Regions from separate parts of the Homo sapiens genome. Here region 1 is linked to region 2. Evidence: chromatin contacts called from ENCODE Hi-C or POLR2A ChIA-PET data. All regions are on one chromosome and are shown on one strand. The core of a region is the stretch at or near the end of the contact, and the rest is flanking DNA. Distances in the headings are between cores, read along the strand shown.

Region 1 (6,838 bases), core at 1,725-4,224, 370 kb before region 2:
GAATCTTTTTATTGTCTTATGCCATGTGCTTATAATAGTTTCAGCAAAAACAATATTGACTCCACTGCTAACAATAAGACTATTGATTACAGTCTTAAAAGTATTTGGGATTAAACATTTTTAAATCATCCATCCTATAGATATTCTTTATATAACAATGTACAATCAACACAGTGATAAAGTCACTTGAAGTAGTTCTTTTCTCCGTGTGATTAGGTACCAACTGGACATAGGTTCATTTGTTTCCATTTATTTGCAATCGTTAAAGTCTGTTTATTGTTTTCCTTTTTTGATTTCGCCATTTCTTTTATGAATTATGCAAGGAATTTATATAATTTCAAAACCACAGAACAGGGTTTAGAAAACATGCTTCCATTCCTGTGCCCTCCACTCTATTTCTTCCCGTTCTATAAAGGGTAAGCATCTTTATTATGTTGTATCCTGTGGCGGTTTCTTTGTGAAAGATGTAAGCAATGCATATGTGACATGTTAGTATTTACATGCTGCTCCATTCTTACACAAAAGGTAACACTCTAGAAACACCATTCTGCAGGGTTTTCTTCACCTAATAGAATGTTCTGCAGATCACTGTGTAGGGATAAGTGCTGATAATACCAACATCTATGCGACACCCTCCCTCACCTTCGTGGGTGCTCTTGCAGTAGTTGCTGGGATCTTGCTCCAGAGGCCCCTGCTGTGCAGTTTTGAGCCTGAGAGATGGTGGCCTTTTCTGTTTTGCCTTCCTGAAAGCTTCCCTCTCTTTGCAGGGTGACTCTAGGGCTGATTCTGCCTACCCTGCTGGGGAATAAGCTGGGCTCTCAACCGGGCTCCCAGTGGGAGAGAGTCTGCCCAGGACCAACAGCTCTTTGAGGATCAAACCTCCCTGGAATTTTGGCTGGGTAGAAAATCAGAAGTATCCTCAAGAGAGACATCCCACTCCAGTACATGGGGTGGGGGCTTGGCTGGAGAGGGGGGATTCAATTCCCAGAGCATTCTGGATAACCCCTTTTTGATTAGAATCCTCTGACCCTTTGGGGTTAGGGTCATGGAGCTCACCATTGTGTGGAAAATTTTGTGCGCAAGTATATTAAAATGGAAATGAAGTTAATTAATGAAATGAATAAAGGCTACAAACTAAGTATGAAAAAAGTGCTTGAAGGAGGCAGGGGAAGGCTTCTAGGAGGAGAAGGCAGTTGATCTAGGTTCGAAGTGTGGTTACGACTTGACAGAGGGAAAGGCGAAGGGTAGAGAGGTGTGACCAGGTGGGCACATGTTCCAGACGGACGGAGCCACAGGAGCGTGAATGTGTCTGGGGGCTCTGGGAAGTGCCGTGCAGTTTTACATGGCCACAGCATGGCCACGTGGAAGGAATGGTCCAAAGAGGCAGAAGTTTGGTGCCAAGCCGACTTGAGTTTGAGTCCTGGCTTGATCAGTCAAACCACCAGAGTCTTTGAGGGGGCATGGGATGATTAAACAAGTATTTTGGGACTATATCTCTTGTGTTGGCATGAGGGACAGATTAGAGAATTAGAGGCAGAAACTAACTTTTGAGGGAGGCAGAGAAAGTGTCGTCATTTCCATTTTTCAGGATGGGAAACTGAGTCTCAGAGACCCTATGACTTGCCCAGGTCATGTAGCTGTGAAGTGGGGAAGCAGGGGTCAGAAGCCAGGGTGCCTGCCTGCTAGTTAGCCCAGCGTTCTTTCCTGTGCCTCTCCCCTTTCCTGGAGCCACCCACAAACTTTGTGCCTGGCAGTCACTGTTCCTGAAGGAAAATGCACCTGGAAGGTGGTAGCCAGGATCAGAAAGGCAGGTGAGTCTGGGAATGGATAAAGCCCTGCACCCTTGCACTGCTTCTTTTGGGAACACAGAGGCCACGTGTATCTACAGTTGCACTTAGCATCTGAGGAAGCTGGGAAGCCCTCACTGGAAGGGAAGACACGGAGGCACCTTCATCTACACCAACAAAGTGAAAGTAAGCAATCACTAATGAGTGGGCTGTTGAGGCCACCAGCAAAGTTGTTTTTAGTTGAACTAAAAATGGCAAGTAGAGACCACAATTATCCCTATGGTTATCTCAGTTCCCCACATCAATGGCCAGATGCAACCTGAACCTGTGATAGCCTCGGAAAAACACAGCCTGATGAAGCATAAAAGAAAAAAGTAGGCAAGGAAGGAGGAGGGATGAAGGCAAGAAATAAGGTGCAAGGTTCAGGGGCTTTGAAGACAGACAGATTTGGGTCAAATCCCAGATTTCCCACTTATTGGCTGTGTTTAGCTTGAACAAATTCTTAGCCTTTCTGAGTCTTTTTTCCAGTTGTGAACAACAATAATACCTACCTTAAAGGGATAGTGTACAGATATAGTATGAAATAATATTTAACAAAACACTATGTAAAGAACCTAGCACTGTGTCTGATATAGGCTCCCAATAAGCGGTAGTTTGAGTGATGATGATTATTCTGCCGATGATGGGCAAGGCCAAGGCAGGGTGGGTCTGGCTGATGAGCGGGGGTCCCATGCTGTGCCCTCGTTTCCTCTGTCCTGGGCCTCATCGTTTCCCAGCCTACATTCCTGGCCTTGCTTTCCATTTCCAGGCTTGATTTTAACCTGAGACACAGTAGCTCACCTTCCTCCCTGTGCCTGCCTCCGAGGTGAACTCACAGAATCCTAGAAGCTTAGCGGTGAGAGGGACCTAGGCAAAGCCTGACCCTACCCTGTTATTTCATAAGTGGAGAAACTTAGGGTCCCTAAGTTTCTGCAGGGGGGCCTGTTCAAGAGGAATAATGTGTCTTACCCAGCTTCAGAAAGAGTCGATTGCTGACCCATCCTGTGCTTCAGATTTCCCCCTGGGTGGAAGTGAAGACAGGGGAGGGTAGGGGTCGAGGGGGGATCCTACTAGAATGGGCAATCCTGAACTAACCTGCACTTTGTTGGCGAGGTGTGCTTTGGCCAGCAGGTGGCGCCATATACTTCCAGATCGCAAAAGTGAAACTGACCTGGTTGAAAAGTAGTCTGCCTCTGACGGTTAAGAGGGCTTGGCTATACCCAGAAAGCTCTTAATAATGCTTAGAATATTTAACAGAGATATATAAAATATTGGGCCTTCTAGTCATTGCTGGGGTGATAAAATGACCGTGAAAGACATAAAAAAATTTAAATTGTGATTTAAATATAGAAGTTTATCATTCTAGAGAGATTAGACTGGCTCGAAGAGGAAGTTGTTACCATGTGTTAGAGTCTATGAGATTCCATGTGCTTTACATTTTCCTGACAATAAAGCTGACATAATACCATGACTCCCATTTTACAGATGAGAAGTCTGAGGCCCAGAGAGGTTAAGATGCATGCTCATGGTCCATACACGGCTAGTCAGGGCAGAGCTGCTATGTATCTATATATTCAACATTTATACAGGGTTTATTATGAGCAGACATTATTTTAAGTGCTTTATAAGTATCTACTCATTTAATCCCAGTAACAACTGTAGATAGCAGAACAGGCACTTTTGAAAGCACAGGTTAGTCTGGGTCAAAATTCATGGGCTTTCCCAGGAACAGGCCAGCTCCTGTCTCCCGGAGGCCTGAGTCCAAATTCTTTTTCAGTTGCTTTCATATGAATTTGGTAACTCGCTTACCCTCTCTGAGTTGTGGGTTTCTCATTCGTAAGCTGATGATAATGAAACCAACCCCATGTGGCTGTTGAGAAGATCAATTAGTAGAACACATGACACAGAATTAACCACAAAGTCATATTCCTTGTTAAGGGATTATTTTTACCACAGACACCTAATAGATGAATTCACATAAACGCATGTTTGTTGCAGGATTATGTGTAGGGGTGAAAAGCCTAAGTGTACTATGACAGGGAAATCAGTTAATGCAGTGTGAAATGCTACGCTATTTTTTTTTTTTTTGAGATGGAATCTCCCTCCTGTCGCCCAGGCTGGAGAGCAGTGACGCGATCTCAGCTCACTGCAACCTCCACCTCCCGGGTTCAAGTGATTCTCCTGCCTCAGCCTCCTGAGTAGCTGGGATTACAGGCATGCGCCAACACTCTTGGCTAATTTTTTGCATTTTTAGTAGAGATGGTGTTTCACCATGTTGGTCAGGCTGGTCTCAAACTCCTGACCTCGTGATCCATCCGCCTCGGTCTCCCAAAGTGCTGGGATTACAGGCGTGAGCCACCGCGCCCAGCCTGCTATTTTAAACAAATATTTGGGCACTGAACAATGTCCTACAGACACATTTAGAAAATAAAATACACTAGGAGCTCCATGGAGCTCATATTCTTGGGGCAGCTGACAGGGCACACCAATGTCAGAGGGGAGAATTGGCACAAGGCATCCTTACCTAGTGTGAGGCACCGAGGAGAGAGAGCTTCTCTGAGAAAAAGACATGGAAGTGAAATGTGAAGCAAAAGGAAGAGTTAGTCAAATGATGGGTGGAGGGGAGTCCAGGAAGAGGAAATGTGTCCAAGGTTCAGGATGTGAGAGCACAACACTCCATACACCACATCTTAAAAATAAGGAATGATTTTAGACAATGTCCTCAAAACATCAAATGAAAGAAGTGTGTACCAGAAATTATAAACATTTTTTTAGCTAAAAAAGGTTTTAAGTGTGAAATGTTTTTTAAAATGTAGAATTTTGTTGCATATATATGTGCATATACGTGTACCCAAAAAGACTCAGAAGTAAACATAAATGCATTCTTTCACTTATTCACTCACTCTATCATTCACTCATCAAATGTGTTTTGAGAGCCTGTGGCACTGGGGCCTGCTGAGGCCCCTGGGATAGAACAACAAAGACAGTCCAGGGCCCACCTTCATGGACTGACTTCCTAGAGGAGGGAGACAGAAAATAAGCAATGCATGCATACATTTAAAATAATTTCAAACAGGCTGGGCGCGCTGGCTCATGCCTATAATCCAAGCACTTTGGGAGGCCCAGGTAGGAGGATCACTTGAGCCCAGGAGTTTGAGACCAGCCTGGCAACATAGCGAGACTCCATCTCTACAAAAAAAAAAAAATGGAAAAAATAGTCTGGCATGGTAGCACACACCTGTAGTCCTACCTTGAGAGACTGAGGTGGGCGGATCATTTGGACCCCAAAAGTTTGAGACCAGCCTGGGCAACATGGTGAAACCCCGTCTCTACAAAGAGTACAAAAATTAGCCAGGCATGGTGGTGCACACTTGCAGTACCAGCTACTCAAGAGGCTGGGGTGGGAGAATCACCTGAGTCTAGGAGGTGGAAGCTGCAGTGAGCTGTGATCACACCACTGCACTCCAGCCTGGGTGACAGAGCCAGACTCTATGTCAAAAAAAAAAAAGATAAAATAAAATTCAAATAGCGATACAAGAAAATACACAAGGGTGATGACGTGGAGAACAACTCACAGGGAGGGTGTTTCCTCAGACCAAGTGGTGAGGGGAGGCCTCCCTGAGGAGGAGCCACCGAGGGCCAAGCCATAGGAAGAAGGACCTAGTCATGCAGACTTGGGTGGAGAATATTCTAGGCCAGTGGCCTTCAATCTCGGACACACATTGGCATCATCCGAGAGCCTCAGAAACTACTGCTGCTTGCCATTCCTCAACCTTTGAGTCTGCCTTATTGGCTGTAGGGGGACAATCTGGGCATTGGGATTGTCACAGGAATTTTCCTAAGCTCTCCTGGTGACTCTGAGAATGCTGACCCCTGAGAACCCCGGGTCTAGTGGAAGTGACTCACAGCATGATCTGATCAGCTTTGGGTGGGAGCATACTAGTCATCAAATAACAGAGACTGATGTCCAGGTCTTTGAAAACCCCCAGGGCACCAGAAAATCCTGACTCCAGAGGTCGGCAGAGGGGCCCGGGGATTCTGTTTTCATAACACGTGCTCTCAGGTGACTGTATCCACTGCTAGGCCCAACAGATATCCTCTGCTAGGACAAATGAGAAACCCACAACTCAGATGACCAGTATGACCACTATGCTCCCACCCGAAGCTGACCGGATCATGCTGTGAATCACTTCCACTAGACCCGGGGTTTCTAATACTTCTAATATTTCTAATATTCTGAATTTTACAGATTTTCTATCATGACAATACATTTCTTTTATCATAATTTTTGACAAAAGGTAATTGTGAGGACATTGTAGTGGAGCTAGATGGAATTCTGGGCCTGGATTAGATCTGGTAAATTTGAATTCCAGTAAATAGCAGTGCAATCTGGGAAGAAGATGTTACCTTTCTGGGTCTCTGGTTCTCTCATCTCTAAAATGAATCCTATCATCCTACAACTCCACGAACTGGAGCTGCAGGTGAGGAAGAACAGACGGCAGCCTGAACAATGAGCCACCTGACTCCATGCAAGGGGAGTTTCCAAATAGCAGCCACCTCCGAACCTCCAAGCTCCGCAGGATCTTAGCTTTTGTTTTTTAACTAGTTTTCATGTGAACTCAATTTCTGGGGTTTTCTTATGGTAGGCTCTGAATGAAACACAAAAAAGTAAAGCACAGTCTTCTCTTTGCCCCATTTCTCTCAAGTTGACCCTGCTTTCCACACCCATTTCTCCACGCCCATTACAGCACTGCCACCGCACCTCCAAGGCCCTGGGTGGAATCGGCTCAGGCCAGCTGGCAAGAATGCTGTCTCTGTGGCCTCTGAGTTTTGCCAATACTCTATGTCCACTTCCCAGAATCATTCTCTTGCCTTTTCCACTTTCCCCTCGGAGAACACAAGCGTGGGCAGTAAGGCTCTCTCCTTCTACCTGGTCACCCACACTCTTGAGGCCTCTGTTGCAAAGTGAAGAGGAAGGAAAGACCGACTGTGCTTTTGTTTCTTGTTCAGCT
Region 2 (7,716 bases), core at 4,665-7,164:
CTGGATTCGAATGTTCTGTTTTTGCCATCATCGTTTGGCTGTGGGTAGAGACACCTGGCTGGAAGGGAGGGGCCAGCAGGCCTGTTCCTCTGTTTTAGGGCCACCTGCCAGATGTGTGCTATCAGGGCAGAGTCAGCCCTATTGCAAGGGTGACCAACCATGAGAGTTTCATAGGTTAAAATAAATGTGGTGTCCTGCCCACACCGAGGTATTTGATTTGACTTTTAGAATAGAGCTAAAGGGATTAGCTTCTTAAAGTAGCAAATTAACTCCCAAAGGACAGGTAGTCATTTTCATTTTTGGGAACACGTTGATGAAATGCAGCCTGAGGGTCACCCATATTGTTTGGCCCCAAATATTGTTTAATAGAGAGAAGCCATTTGAGCGGACTTTCTAATCCATATGCCTTTCTTCAGAGGAGGTTTGTTTCAGTAATGTAATTTAGAAAATATTTAATGAGTACCTGCTGAAGACAAGCTATCATACCTGGCATTGAGGATATATGGCTCAGTAAGATATAGTCTGTGTTCTCAGGGAGAACATGTCAAATGACACAGTCATTCAACAGCAAAGAATTTTTTGTTTGTTGGTGTTTGTTGGTGAGGCACTGTGCTAGGCTTTGGGTTGAAGCAGTGAAAAAACAAAGTCCTTGTCCTTACAGCATATATTCTAGTGATGGGAGAAATGGACAGAGACCAAACCAATGGGGTGGTCTTGGTGTAAGCCATGTACTATGGAAATATGAGGAGACTGCCTGGGAAGGTGCCTGCCCAGCGTTGACCTCCTTCTGTTTGGAAGAAAACTCCTGTGTTCTCCTCTCAGCAGAGCACAGGTGACAAGAGTGAGAACTTGTGGTTGAAATGGAAATGAGGAAGGAGTAGAAGGAAAAAGTGAAGTTCAACCTGACCCTGTTCACTTGCTGTGAGGATGTCCTTGTCACAGGCAGGCAACTCCCAGATCTGGAAAATGAGAAGAATGATACTGACAAATCGGGAAATGGAAGGGATTTCCATCAAGAGCATGTTACTAACACCTTGTCCTAGCCCATTGCTATATATGTATTTATGCTGCTCAGTTCTCAGCCTCAGGGCAAGGGACCAGAATAGCAGGGGATTTTTAATAACCAGCTCCTCATTGAGACAGATAGTGGGCCTTGCAGCTCCCAGACAAGGAAATATGACCCAAATGAGCAGTAATTTACTTGAAGCTTTACTTTTTTTAAAAAGTGAGATTGTTGCCTTAGATTTGAGGAGCCTTGGGGGTCCCCTTAGGGGGTGAACATCCTTGGTGTGATTTGCTTTGTAGGCTTGGGAGCTCTCCAAGTTCCTACCTGGTATTTCTTCTTCAGAGCTTGTAGCACGTTCTTCAAATCAGACCTGTCAGTGTGTAGTAAGAACTGTCCTCTTCTCCAGAGGCTGAGAAGAACAAAGCAGTAGAAGGAAATTCCCCTGCAGCCGCCTGAGAGGGAGGGTGGAGAGGGAGCAGACAGCAGGGGGTGTGGAGGCTCCGTGCCATGGGAGATGGGTGTGTGGAGTGTGTGTGTGGTGCTCTCCCGCCCGCATGGCTCTGGAAAGAGACCTCCTTCTAACAGGGACCCCTCTGTTGTTGTGGCTCAGAGCTTCGACTTGAGAAGCATACTTTCCCAGTGATGCCACTGGATTCCTGATGTGTGACACTCCCGGGCAGCATCGTGAAGGGTGCTGTTGACTGCCTTGGAGATCCCAGACAGGGACACCATTATGAGTCACATTGAACATGTGAGCTCCCCTTCCCATGACTGGCGCTATTATTAGTACCGTTTTCTGCTCTAGGGGACAAAGGTCACTGAGACCACAGTCCATTTGGGTAGGTGGAAGAGGCTGGGCACAGGGATAAGGGGGAGTTGCAGGGGGAATGGAGGAAGAGGCTTTACAAGTTTAGGATATGTTGGAGCAAGGGCAAGGGATGGGGTCCTGGAGCCCTGTGGATTTGGGCAGACCTCCGCTAAGCACACAGAAACACCCTCTAGAAGAGTCGTAACTGGGAGTGCTGGACTCATTCATTGTCTGCACCAATCTTGGGTGTGAGAACTTCTGATGGGCCTGGATGTGGGTGTCGCTGGTGGATCTGTGTAGCCAGTGTGCCTTCCAACCCCAGAGCTGCCTCTAAGCTTTGGGTTTCCAAGTGGCCCTGAAGTCCCCTCCCAGACCTGAAGTGAGGGTGATGCATTGCTGTGGAGACAGGCTCCTGTATTAGACCATCCACGGGCCCAGCCAGGAACTGCGCCCACCCTGGCCCAGTGTTTCTGGCTGGAAGAACATTTCCATGTCTTTCCTAGTTCTCTTGCTCCCCACAACAAAAAGGCAGTTTAGGAGTCAGCAAAAAGGTGCTAGAGGGGACGCTTCAGCGGCCATCATGAACTCCTCTCACTTGGTACAAAAATGTGGGCTTTCTGAAGGGTGAGCCCTGTGTGCACCAGTTAGGCTGGAGTGCGCCTGTGGGGTTTCTCTACAGGAATCGGGGGAGGGAGCCAGGAACTGACATCTCTGTTATGTTGACTGTCCTATTATGAAGCCAACGGGAGAGATTTCTTCCCATTCATATTCCCATTATTTCTTTAGGTATCTGCTTTTCCTATCTATCCTCCCTCTTTCCTTGGGTGTAAACAGAAAAAAAAAAGAGTTAGAGAGCTCTGCACCTAGGACTTGGGCTTCTAGGGCCTGAATTTAATTTTTTTTTCTTTCATTCCTTTTGAACAAAGGAAAAGTCACAATGAGGACAAAAGTCCTCTGACGAGTACTCACCCTGTCCCAGACTCACCGGGTCCCGTATGCTGACATCACAGAGAAAGGGCAGGGCAGGGCATCTACAGCCTATGACTGCTTGACATTTCAGTTTGGAAAATGCACTGGTAGAAAAGGAAAACTAACCATTCCGTCAGAGGGTTCGTCCTCTGGGAGCTGGTGCAAACCACGGGAATTGAAGGTCCCTTCTCTGCATTGTGGCTGCCAAGTCCCAAGGGCAGGAGACTGCAGTGTGCTCCTGGGCCCTGTTCTCCAGCACCAGCAGATGTGCTGACAGCTCCCTGCCAAAGACTCATCCGGGGGAAGGATCTCGATCTTCCCATCCCTTTCCTCGGCTTGGTGTCATGAGACCCCGTGCCCCAAAGAGATTTTCAGATAGTGGGAGAGAGGTTCAAAGGTGAACATTGGGAAGGAGAAACAATGAAGTAATGTAACATAATGGCTACCACAAGAGGATGCTGGAAATATCTCCTGTGGAGGTGGATGCCATGGCGGGGCCTGGCACGGCCACTGGTGGTCGGATGACTGGGAGAACCACTGGCTATCCCGTGTCCTGCAACTGCTGTGAGAAGTAGGGGAGAGAGTTTTTCAAGTCAGGTCCCCTTATCCCTTGGAACATTGCACTCAGTCAGGCAGTTTAGATGCCAGGCCTTTGGCCTGGTCCTGTCCAGGGGCAACGTAGCATTGAGATGAAGAACCTGGGGATGGGCTGCATGGGTTCCAGTCCCGGCTACTCCACTGCTGATCTAAATGGCCTTGCAGTGTGTCAGTTTTCTCTGCTGTGAAGTGGTAGAAACAAATAGCACAACAGTTGCATCCACCCCACAGAATTATTGGGAGGAATGAAGGAAACGAGTGTAGAGCGTCACTCACAGTGTCTGCGGCGTAGTAGGTGCACCGTCAAGCATAGCACTCATTAGTTTTTCTCTGTCAGGGTCTAAGGCAACCCCCTCTCCTCCGAGGCTTCTTTTACATAGCTTTGGGATAGAATGGTTTTCTTCATGTCTCTCTTCAGTCTCTATAGTTATCGTGAGTTTCTCCAAGAAACCTATTCTGTGACCAGGGCTCTGGCAGCTGCATTTCTTGAGAGCGATTTGCTGTTTTACTTCTTTGTGCCTGTTAGGATGGCTTCTCAGTGGATTCCTCTGAGAATGTCACGGTTAGTTTTGTGAGCCCAGGCAGAAAACAAGTAGCTCATGACTTTAGGCAACTCCCAAGAAACCTGCAAATGTCCCTGAGTTGAATACGAAACGGTTTTTATTGAATGAAAGTAGAAACAGAGGAAGCTACGGCTTTACCAGTGCGGCCCTCTGGGCTGTTGTTCGAATGTTACTTTATTTTATAGGCATTCACTGAGCCATTTTATTGTGGAATACATGTAAGGTATTTCTTGCAAGATAGTTTTAAAGAGCTAATGGTCCATTCTCAGAAAGAGGAGGTAGAGCTATTTCATGTTTTCATATTTAGCGTGGCAAGTGCTGAGAGGAGCCTTGGAAACCACCATTAGGAAGTTGTTACTGGAGGAGGACTTCCTTTGGCTGTGGGATGATAGCTCGTGTCAGTAGCTGTTTCTTTACTTCATTGGAGGTTGCCCTGGTCCTTTGAGTCTAAAGGCCTGGGTACTAGACCCAGAACCACCATTTCGCTAACCGTGGCTCAGAGCAAAGTCACAGTACTTTGCTGAGCACTTTTTCTGCACCATTAGAAAGGAAGCCGTAAGACCACTTGTGCCTCTCCTTACAGCAGAGGGTTGGGTGTGGATTTTAGGAGCAAGCACAACGATGCATGTGAAAATGTCTTGTAGAAATATGAGATACAACAAGACATTACCCTTATGGATTATGAAGGCAATTTCTTTTTTAGATTGAGAGGGAACTTAAAGTTTGTTTCCTGTTAAATCTCAGTTTACTTTGGATCAGACAAATTTGCAACTCCGGTGAAAAATTAGAGCCTTAGTGAGCAAAGCTTTCCTGTAGGAGCTGGTGCTTCCTGGGCTGTATCCAGAGACATGGACTGGGTCTTTCCCAGTCCCGCTCTGCCCAGTTTGTTTATGTTATAAGGGGCAGTGTAACAAGAAGCATGGACTTTTGAACCCCTATTTGTCTCTCCACCGACACCTATAAATTAAGAATCACTGGTGGCATTGTCATTTCAGATGAGAAAAGTATCCTCAAAGGAAATCGGTGTGATATAAACCTTTTAGCATAGAATAAATTGACTGTCAGAGTGTTGATGGCTAAGACAGAGAAGTGTGTGTGTGTGTGTGTGTGTGTGTGTGTGTGTGTGTGTGTCTAATTTAGAATATACTGAACCTATGCAGAATTTCTGACAGTCCTCATCTGACCCCTGAGGATTTTCTGGGTGGCACGTTAATTCCTCAAATAGTAATGATGCTTTTTTTTTTTTTTCCTTTGGGTGCTTTCCTGTAAGTGGACTGGAAGGGCAGGGTGGTGGCAGTGGAGAGAAATATTATGACTGAACAGATATTTAACATCTATTTCCTTGTAAGAGGGCCGGAGGATAGTGATCCTTCTTACTCACAAATCAGGGGCCACAGGCTCCCTACTACAGAGCAGTGCTTATGAGCCATAACTTGTGTTTGGAACTGGCAAAGACATTCATTCCTTCGTTAATATGTTTCTTACTTCTGAAGGCAAAAATAATGACTTAGTTTTTGCAGGTGTAAAAGATTATGCTGCCTTAGAATATCCCAGAGGATAGGCACAGTGTTCTCTTTCTAGAATTTGTTTAGCAATAAAAATGAACCGATCCTTAAGTTAATCAAAATAAAGCACTTGACACATTTTCTTCCATGCTTTTGTTTTATAGGGAGGCCTTTGTCTTTTCTATCTGTTCGAGCTCATAACACTTCCTCCGACATGTGCACTGTCTGTTGCCTTCATTTTCTCCTGGCTGGATGGGCTGAGAGAAGAGGGATGTGGGAGTGCCGTGTGTGGGGATTAGCTGCGTAGAGTGCTGAATATCTGGTGTAATGATTCACAATGGCTTGTGTTTCTAGGCAGTGGACCAATCCAGCTATGGCAGTTTCTTCTGGAATTACTCACTGATAAATCCTGTCAGTCTTTTATCAGCTGGACAGGAGATGGCTGGGAATTCAAACTTTCTGACCCAGATGAGGTAAGGAAGGAGGGGCTTGCGAGTACTGTGTTGAGGAAGGATGAGAGAAAACTCCTGGAAGGGGTGGCGTGGGCCTGAATGACGTGTTCCAGGATTGGGATTCCCAGCTCTGCCACTTGCCACCCGGAGCAAGCTAGGTAGCCTGTCTGAGCTCCAGGTTCATTATTTGGAAAATAGAGAAAAGATCTATGTTACCCCATTTGTCTTACAGGATTAGCTGATAGAAGGCATTAACGTGCCTGGCAGTAGGTCAGTTATCACCCATAGAGCTGCCTCCTGTGACTTAGCCTCTTCCTAGCCCGGTGGCTCTGTGAGTGTGAAAGGGGCCAGACAGTTCAAGAGGCCTTGGGAGATTGGCTCATTAGTTTCTTATTTCATTACACACATGTTTATGGAGTAGTGGTTCCGTGCCATGCCCAATTCTGAGGATAAAAAACAATGAACAGGAGAGACAACATCTTTGTTCTGGCAGACATGAGAAAATATTTGTGCCCTGGTATGGAAAAAAAACACTTCCTGTTGATGAAAGGCAGGTATGATTGCAGCTCAGCTCCTCCGCTTCACACTTCCCTGTTAGATTTCATGCTTGCAAAGCAAGGAGATTTTACTAATAATATGCGGAAAGAGGAGAATGTATAGTGTGGCTTTTTGTTTGTTTTTTAAAGTCACATATTTAATCCTAGTTCAGGGTCACTGTGTTTTCATCAACTTAAAGAATCATTGTGACTCCCATCCTTGCCCAACCCATGAAAAATGGAATTCAGGAGATAGGCCCGAAAAATATTTTCTATATCTACATGAATCTCAAATCATCTTACTTGAGCATCATGGGTCACCATGAATGGGTATAGCATAGGCATAGAAACATATATATTTGGCCTGTCTTGTAGATTTTTGCCTACTCCTCCTTTATTTTTCTTTTTAAATTTCAGGTGGCCAGGAGATGGGGAAAGAGGAAAAACAAACCTAAGATGAATTATGAGAAACTGAGCCGTGGCCTACGCTACTATTACGACAAAAACATCATCCACAAGACAGCGGGGAAACGCTACGTGTACCGCTTTGTGTGTGACCTGCAGAGCCTGCTGGGGTACACCCCTGAGGAGCTGCACGCCATGCTGGACGTCAAGCCAGATGCCGACGAGTGATGGCACTGAAGGGGCTGGGGAAACCCTGCTGAGACCTTCCAAGGACAGCCGTGTTGGTTGGACTCTGAATTTTGAATTGTTATTCTATTTTTTATTTTCCAGAACTCATTTTTTACCTTCAGGGGTGGGAGCTAAGTCAGTTGCAGCTGTAATCAATTGTGCGCAGTTGGGAAAGGAAAGCCAGGACTTGTGGGGTGGGTGGGACCAGAAATTCTTGAGCAAATTTTCAGGAGAGGGAGAAGGGCCTTCTCAGAAGCTTGAAGGCTCTGGCTTAACAGAGAAAGAGACTAATGTGTCCAATCATTTTTAAAAATCATCCATGAAAAAGTGTCTTGAGTTGTGGACCCATTAGCAAGTGACATTGTCACATCAGAACTCATGAAACTGATGTAAGGCAATTAATTTGCTTCTGTTTTTAGGTCTGGGAGGGCAAAAAAGAGGTGGGTGGGATGAAACATGTTTTGGGGGGGGATGCACTGAAAATCTGAGAACTATTTACCTATCACTCTAGTTTTGAAGCAAAGATGGACTTCAGTGGGGAGGGGCCAAAACCGTTGTTGTGTTAAAATTTATTTTATTAAATTTTGTGCCAGTATTTTTTTTCTTAAAAATCGTCTTAAGCTCTAAGGTGGTCTCAGTATTGCAAT

Evidence for each region. A loop is a pair of places that touch in the nucleus more often than their neighbours do. ChIA-PET counts read pairs that join two places held with the same protein, here RNA polymerase II (POLR2A). Pooled maps may share reads with other maps.
Region 1: a loop to region 2 is called in a pooled map, with 5 times the contacts of the local background. The contact joins two enhancer-like sites. A Hi-C loop is called at or near these places in 5 of 168 maps with a recorded cell type or tissue (B cell, OCI-LY7, heart left ventricle and 2 more), 30 of 37 single-sample maps with no recorded cell type and 14 of 50 pooled maps. POLR2A ChIA-PET finds 5 or more read pairs at or near these places in 2 of 52 experiments (activated B cell and activated CD4-positive, alpha-beta memory T cell).

What each region holds. Positions count from the first base shown.
Region 1 is chr11:128,827,472-128,834,309 of GRCh38, reverse strand. No RefSeq gene overlaps it. Among named protein-coding and RNA genes, the nearest start is that of KCNJ1, 36 kb to the left of the region's middle. Within about 2 kb of position 2,974, at least 14 of the 41 ENCODE cell types and tissues checked have a DNase peak (open chromatin) inside an H3K27ac peak, as active enhancers do.
Region 2 is chr11:128,461,714-128,469,429 of GRCh38, reverse strand. It overlaps ETS1 (ETS proto-oncogene 1, transcription factor), which reads left to right. Exons shown (of 10, transcript NM_001143820.2): 9 at 5,803-5,921; 10 at 6,854-7,716. The coding sequence ends at 7,069. Among named protein-coding and RNA genes, the nearest start is that of MIR6090, 57 kb to the left of the region's middle. Within about 2 kb of position 5,914, at least 10 of the 41 ENCODE cell types and tissues checked have a DNase peak (open chromatin) inside an H3K27ac peak, as active enhancers do.